2 separate regions of the Homo sapiens genome follow, and region 1 is linked to region 2. A link is an interaction called in ENCODE POLR2A ChIA-PET data of the cell type or tissue named here. Cell type or tissue: GM12878. All regions are shown on one strand. Each heading gives the region's core, and the rest is flanking DNA. Links, peaks and the distances in the headings are about the cores only.

What was found. ChIA-PET counts read pairs that join two places held together with the same protein. Peaks named below come from ENCODE experiments on the same cell type or tissue, not always from the same donor. Only the 100,000 strongest peaks of a DNase experiment are listed, where the experiment ranks them.
Region 1: POLR2A ChIA-PET joins it to region 2 with 5 read pairs; 6 of 35 experiments call an interaction of 5 or more read pairs at or near these places.

Annotation. Positions count from the first base shown.
Region 1 is chr11:86,573,815-86,576,528 of GRCh38, forward strand. The region is part of intron 2 of ME3 (malic enzyme 3); the gene reads right to left. Among named protein-coding and RNA genes, the nearest start is that of ME3, 97 kb to the right of the region's middle. In GM12878, for the core only: no CTCF peak of the experiment used is centred there; no DNase peak of the experiment used is centred there.
Region 2 is chr11:86,502,556-86,505,576 of GRCh38, forward strand. The region is part of intron 5 of ME3 (malic enzyme 3); the gene reads right to left. Among named protein-coding and RNA genes, the nearest start is that of CCDC81, 130 kb to the left of the region's middle. RefSeq lists silencers at 1,348-1,548, 1,685-1,754. In GM12878, for the core only: no CTCF peak of the experiment used is centred there; a DNase peak (open chromatin) is centred at 1,706.

The sequences.
Region 1 (2,714 bases), core at 1-2,500, 71 kb after region 2:
AGTTTATTGAGAGCTTTTAACATAAAAGGATGTTGAATTTTATTGAAGGCCTTTTCTGCATCTATTGAGATAATCATGTGGTTATTGTCATTGGTTCTGTTTATGTGATATGTTGCGTTTATTGATTTATGTATGTTGAACCAGCCTTGCATCCCAGGGATGAAGCTGACTTGATTGTGGTGGATAAGCTTTTTGATGTGCTGCTGGATTCAGTTTGCCAGTATTTTATTGAGGATTTATTGAGGTCATTTATATTCCTCTCTAAACTGGTTATTCTAGTTAGCAGGTCCTGGAACATTTTATCAAGGTTTTTAACTTCCTTCCTTTGGGTTAGAACACGTACCTTTAGCTCAAAGGAGTTTGTTATTACCCACCTTCTGAAGCCTACTTCTGTCAATTCGTCAATCTCATTCTTCATCCAGTTTTGTGCCCTTGCTGGAGATGTGTTGAGATCATTTGGAGGAGAAGAGGCATTTTGGCATTTGGAATTTTCAGCTTTTTGCACAGGTTTTTCCTCATCTTCCCGGATTTATCTACCTTTGATCTTTGAGGCTGATGACCTTTGGATGGGGTATTTGTTGCCGGGGGGGGGGGGGGTGTCTTTTTTGTTGATGTTGTTGTTGTTGTTGTATTTGCTTTCTGTTTGTTTATTTTTCTTCTAACACTGAGGCCCCTCTTCTGCAGGTCTACTGCAGTTTGCTGGAGATCCACTCCAAGCCCTGTTCACCTGGGTATCACCAGTGGAGGTTGCAGATCAGCAAAGATTGCTGCCTGCTCCTTCCTCTGGAAGCTTTGTCCCAGAGGGGCACTGGCCTGATGCCAGTCAGAACTCTTTTTCCGGCAGAGTTCCTATGTGACATATGACTACAGAAGAGTCATAAGTCACAGCATTCCAGACAACTGCTAGGCTTCCCATGTGGAGGCTTCCTCTTGTAATCTGAGAGAAGACTCAGTACGTCAACTTTCTCGTAGTCGCTCTTAAAAGGAAGGGGCGGGAAAGTTTTTAAAGTCAAAAAACTCTGTAAAACAGCTGCTGAAGAAGTTTTCTTTATAAGCTTCTGAGTTTCAAAGGAGGTACCACTTTAAAAAGCCTTCCATGTGAAGGTATCTGCAAATTCCAAGGATGTTCACTCCATTTTCTGTGAACACTGGCAGCTTGCAACCCTGACAGGTTGTCCAGCCTGGGCAGGGGCCAACTTGTTCTCAGATGCAGCAAGGTGTGGGTGTGGACACAGCCTGCTTTCAGTGTATGGGAAGCAGTCATAGTAAAAAAGGCATCACTCTCTGCCCTTGAAACATATCTCAAGGTCTTCATACAGCTTCTAACATTTTTAAAATGTGCTTCTAATAACTGTTGTGCCAATGCATTAAACAGCCATTGGAGACAAAACCCTTTGGAAAATGTGCTCCAGGGTGAACTCCTCATGCTTGCTGTCACCTCCACCCCACGTAAGCTTCTGGTTCCAAGTTACTAGGATAAATGCGGCAAAGATGTAGAGGGTCCACTTTAGCTAATGTTCTTACCCTCTTGTCACATTACGAAAGGGAGTTATTTCTCTAGACCTTGGTTTTACCTGTCTGGGAAATGGGAATAATATGTACCTCATCTACTTTACAGAGATGTAGGTGATTCAGCAAAGATAATGTGCAAGGAAATGATTTGGAATATAAATATTAAAGTTATTAACAATGATAGGAATAACTAATGTAGCATCATTGGCCCCTTTCTCTGAGATAAGAATAAACTTGGGACTGTTGGCAATCATTTCTGAGAGGACTTGGTTGCCTTTTAGAGGAGACAGAGATGAAGTGGATGACGTGCTCCCCCCCAGGTTGGGTGCAGTGACTCACACTCCCTCAGAGCTTCATGCACGCCTCTACCAGGCTTCAACATATTGCCTTGCAACTATCTATTTGTGAGTCTGTTCTCCCCGAAGACAGGGCCATGACTTGGTCTTATTCATTTTTGCAACCGCAATACAATGCTAGTACATAGGTACTTTATAGCATGTGTTAAATAAATGAACAAATGAATGAAAGTCTGTGAGTCCCACTTTATCAAGAAAGTTGGTGTAGGGGGCCCTTAGTGGTTGATAAAGTGGAGTGTGAAATTGTGAATAAGAGCTGGGCTTTGGAATCAGGCAGTTCTGGGTCTGAAAGTCTGCAACTTCTAGTTTTGTGATGTTGAGCATATCATTCAACTCTTGAACAGAAGTTTGCTCATCGACAAAGCTGGAATAATAATCCCTGCTTCAAATGCTGATTTATGAGGATTATATGTAATAAGATATGCCAAGTCTTCACCACTAAGTACTCAGTGAGTGGTAGGTAGCTAACATCGTTATTTGTTCCTTAAAAACAAAGATGAGGACATGATTAATTCTCTGTGAGAAGCTTAGAGGAAAGTGGTTGGGGGAGGTGGATAACCAAGGCTTTTTGGAGGAGGTGACAGGAGGTAACTAAAGAGAGGAGGCCAAGAGAAGTTGCCACACAGATCTTAATGATAGTAACAGGCACTGCCGCCTCCCCTCTGCCTCAGTGCACTTCAAACCTTTGGAGGCGAGAGGAGGTCAAGGTGGAGAGAGGAACAGTGTCCATCCCCAGCACCCAGCCTCTCCTGTCCATTCTGCTTCTATTCACCCTTCCCTCCTGGGGCTTTCTGCAGCTGAAATCTCAGAGTGGGGCTCAGGAGGACCACTTCTTCCATGTGCTGC
Region 2 (3,021 bases), core at 246-2,745:
AGAGAAGACACTGCACCCTGTTTTTCGTGACATCAATGGACCTTACGCTGGGAGCCACTAGTTCTGCAAATTGTCAAAAGGCTGAGGGCAAACCTGGGCAGCATCCTTGAACTTTAAAGCCAAGCAAACTTTTCTACAACAACAGAATCACATTTTCCTTGTTTGGAAGAGTTTTATAATTCATAACTCCCCTGTCTCTCTGATGGCTCAGGGGAGGTTTGGGGGAGGCTGTGCCATATTCTTCCTTTGCCCACCTGCCTCAGACCTAAGGCCTTTTCTGAATTATTGCCCACACCCTTTAGTTTGGGTGGACCCAATGGGACTGACCCAATACTGACCTGAGGATCAAATGTCCTTGCTTGCTCTGGAGCTTCCTTGGACTTGTAGCTATGGTCATAGCTACAAGGGTTGCCCACAGTGCTGTTTATACAACCCTCTTCTTCCTCTTTTGTTTCATCCTTCCTTCTCATCTTTCCTTTTATCCTCCTCCTCCTCTTCTTCTGCTTCTCCCTCTCTCTCTTTCTACCGCAAAAATAATGCACACTTCTTAGTTTCAAATCTTGGTTCCACTTCTCCCTTGCAAAGAACCTAACCTCTCAGCTTCCTTGTCTATAAAATGGGGATAACAATAGTCCCTACCTCTTACAGGGTTGCCATGAAAATCCAATGAGTTAATCTATGTAGAGCACTTGGCATCATACCGCATGAGGTGGATACGATGATGTGCTGCCCAGATCCTCCTGCAGGAATGAAAGAGTTATTTTCCCAGCTGTATCCTCAGATATCAGCCCACTTAGGGGAATTTCCTCTACTGAAAAGAGCCACCTTGCCCAAAGCCACACCTCCTTCCAAGGGCAGCCCCATATAGGAATCTAGAGACCCACTCCTCTGCCTCACTTCTGGATGCATTTGAAGGGCCATCCCAGGTCCAGAGCCTCCTCAGGGGCTCAGCGAGCCTTGCTTGAGATCTTACGGCAGCCCAACCTCTCCTTCTGCTCTATCCTGTTTCCTTCCTTGCCACAAGTGTTGACTGACAAAAGAGCACTCCCTAATACGTCTCTGAGACTGTTTTTCAGGAAATCTAACCTCTGACAATGAGCACAGAGTGGGGTTTAACACAGACTGGGCCAATGCATGATAGGTAGGCACTTGGCACTAGCAATCCGCTCTAAGTATAAACACCTAAGTGGCTGTTTACAGAGGATGTGCCCAGTAGCAGAGGAGGGTCCCTTGGCTCTCAGAACCTCCTCCTGCGAAGCTCCTGGGACTGGGGTGAGGGAGAGATTTAGGAGCTTGGGAAAACTGTTAGGGAGGAGGCTATTCTCAGCTGGACCTTCCTATAGGCTCCAGGCAATGGCCACTGTGGGAAAAAGTCAGAAAAGCAGTTCTCACTCCTCTTTGTGATTTACGCTGGACAGCTCAAGGCAGCCTGGCCTGGCCCGCCCCCTCCTTCCTGAAAAGCAAGTCCCACAAAACTTCGTGGTCTCCCCAGCCCTGGGCTTTGGCTCCATTTCCATCGCAGCCTACTTTTCTTACATTGCAGTTTTCAACTCTGCTTTCTTGCTGGGAAACCATAGAAAGTCATTTTTTACTTTCTGAGTTGATTCAGAGGCTCCTCTGAACCACTCCTCTTTCTAGGCAAGCAGCTAGCAACAGGCCTAAAGATACCTGTGCCTTGAAAAACTCTGTCTCCCCCACTTAGCAGTTGCTGGAGAAATGACTTAGAACCACAGCTCTGGGCTGGGCACCAACACTTAATTGTGGGTAACCTCAGACAAGTCACTTAACCTCAGTTTGCTCATCTGAGACACAACCCTATACATTCTTTTTTTTTTTTTTTTTTTTTTTTTTTGAGACAGAGTCTCACTACTCTCTCCCAGACTGGAATGCAGTGGCCTGATCTCGGCTCACTGCAACCTCTGCCTCCCAGGCTCAAGTGATTCTCCTGCCTCAGCCTCCCGAGAAGCTGGGAGGACTACAGGTGTGTGCCACCACACCCAACTAATATTTGTATTTTTAGAAGAGACGGGGTTTTACCATGTTGGCCAGGCTGGTCTCAAACTCCTGACCTCAGGTGATCTGCCCACCTCGGCCTCCCGAAATGCTGGGATTACAGACTTGAGCCACTGTGCCCAGCCCTTTTTTGTTTTCGTTTTTGAGACAGAGTCTTGCTCTGTTGCCCAGGCTGGAGTACAGTGGCACAAGGTTCACTGCAACCTCCGCCTCCCGGGTTCAAGCTATTCTCCTGGCTCAGCCTCCTGAATAGTTGGGACTACAGGCGCCTGCCACCACGCCAAGCTCATTTTTATATTTTTAGTAGAGATGAGGTTTCACCATGTTGGCCAGGCTGTGCTCAAACTCCTGACCTCAAGTGATCCGCCCGCCTCAGCCTCCCAAAGTGCTGGGATTACAGGCGTGAGCCACCATGCACAGTCTCACTCCTACACATTCTTCAGGACCCACACTGGGGGTTTCAGAAGTCCTTACTCCAACTTCTCCCAGTGACTGTGGGAACAGAATGAAGTAGTGAAGAAGAGGTTCTGCATCAGTTCCCAAGTGCTATGAAAGAATGATGAGCAGAGACTCCCTACCTAGGTAGGGAGACCTTCCTCTCCACTTTCTAAAGTAACTGAAAAATACACATCAGAAAACAAGAAAGACTGTGGCTTGGAAATTCTAAACCTTTAAAAGGGCACCTAGGGGTGGGGGGGGAGGAACCTCCAGAAAAAGGCCAGTGGGTAGGGCAGGGAGGGGTCTGGGGTAAGCCAGAGGCAGTCCAATCAGCTCTAGTGGACCTGTTCACATGCCAAACTACAGGCCCAATATTCAGAGCTCCTGGCTTTTCCAGAGAAGCCAGAAATCCAAGTGCTTGGATATATATTTCTCATGAAATCTCCTGATTTAAAAATGTTGCCTACAAATTCAAAATGTTGGAAAACCACTAAGAGCCAAATCAAATATGTTTAGGGGTCGAATCATTTGACTGCTCATTTGTGGCCTGTGATTCCCAGGTTAAGGGAG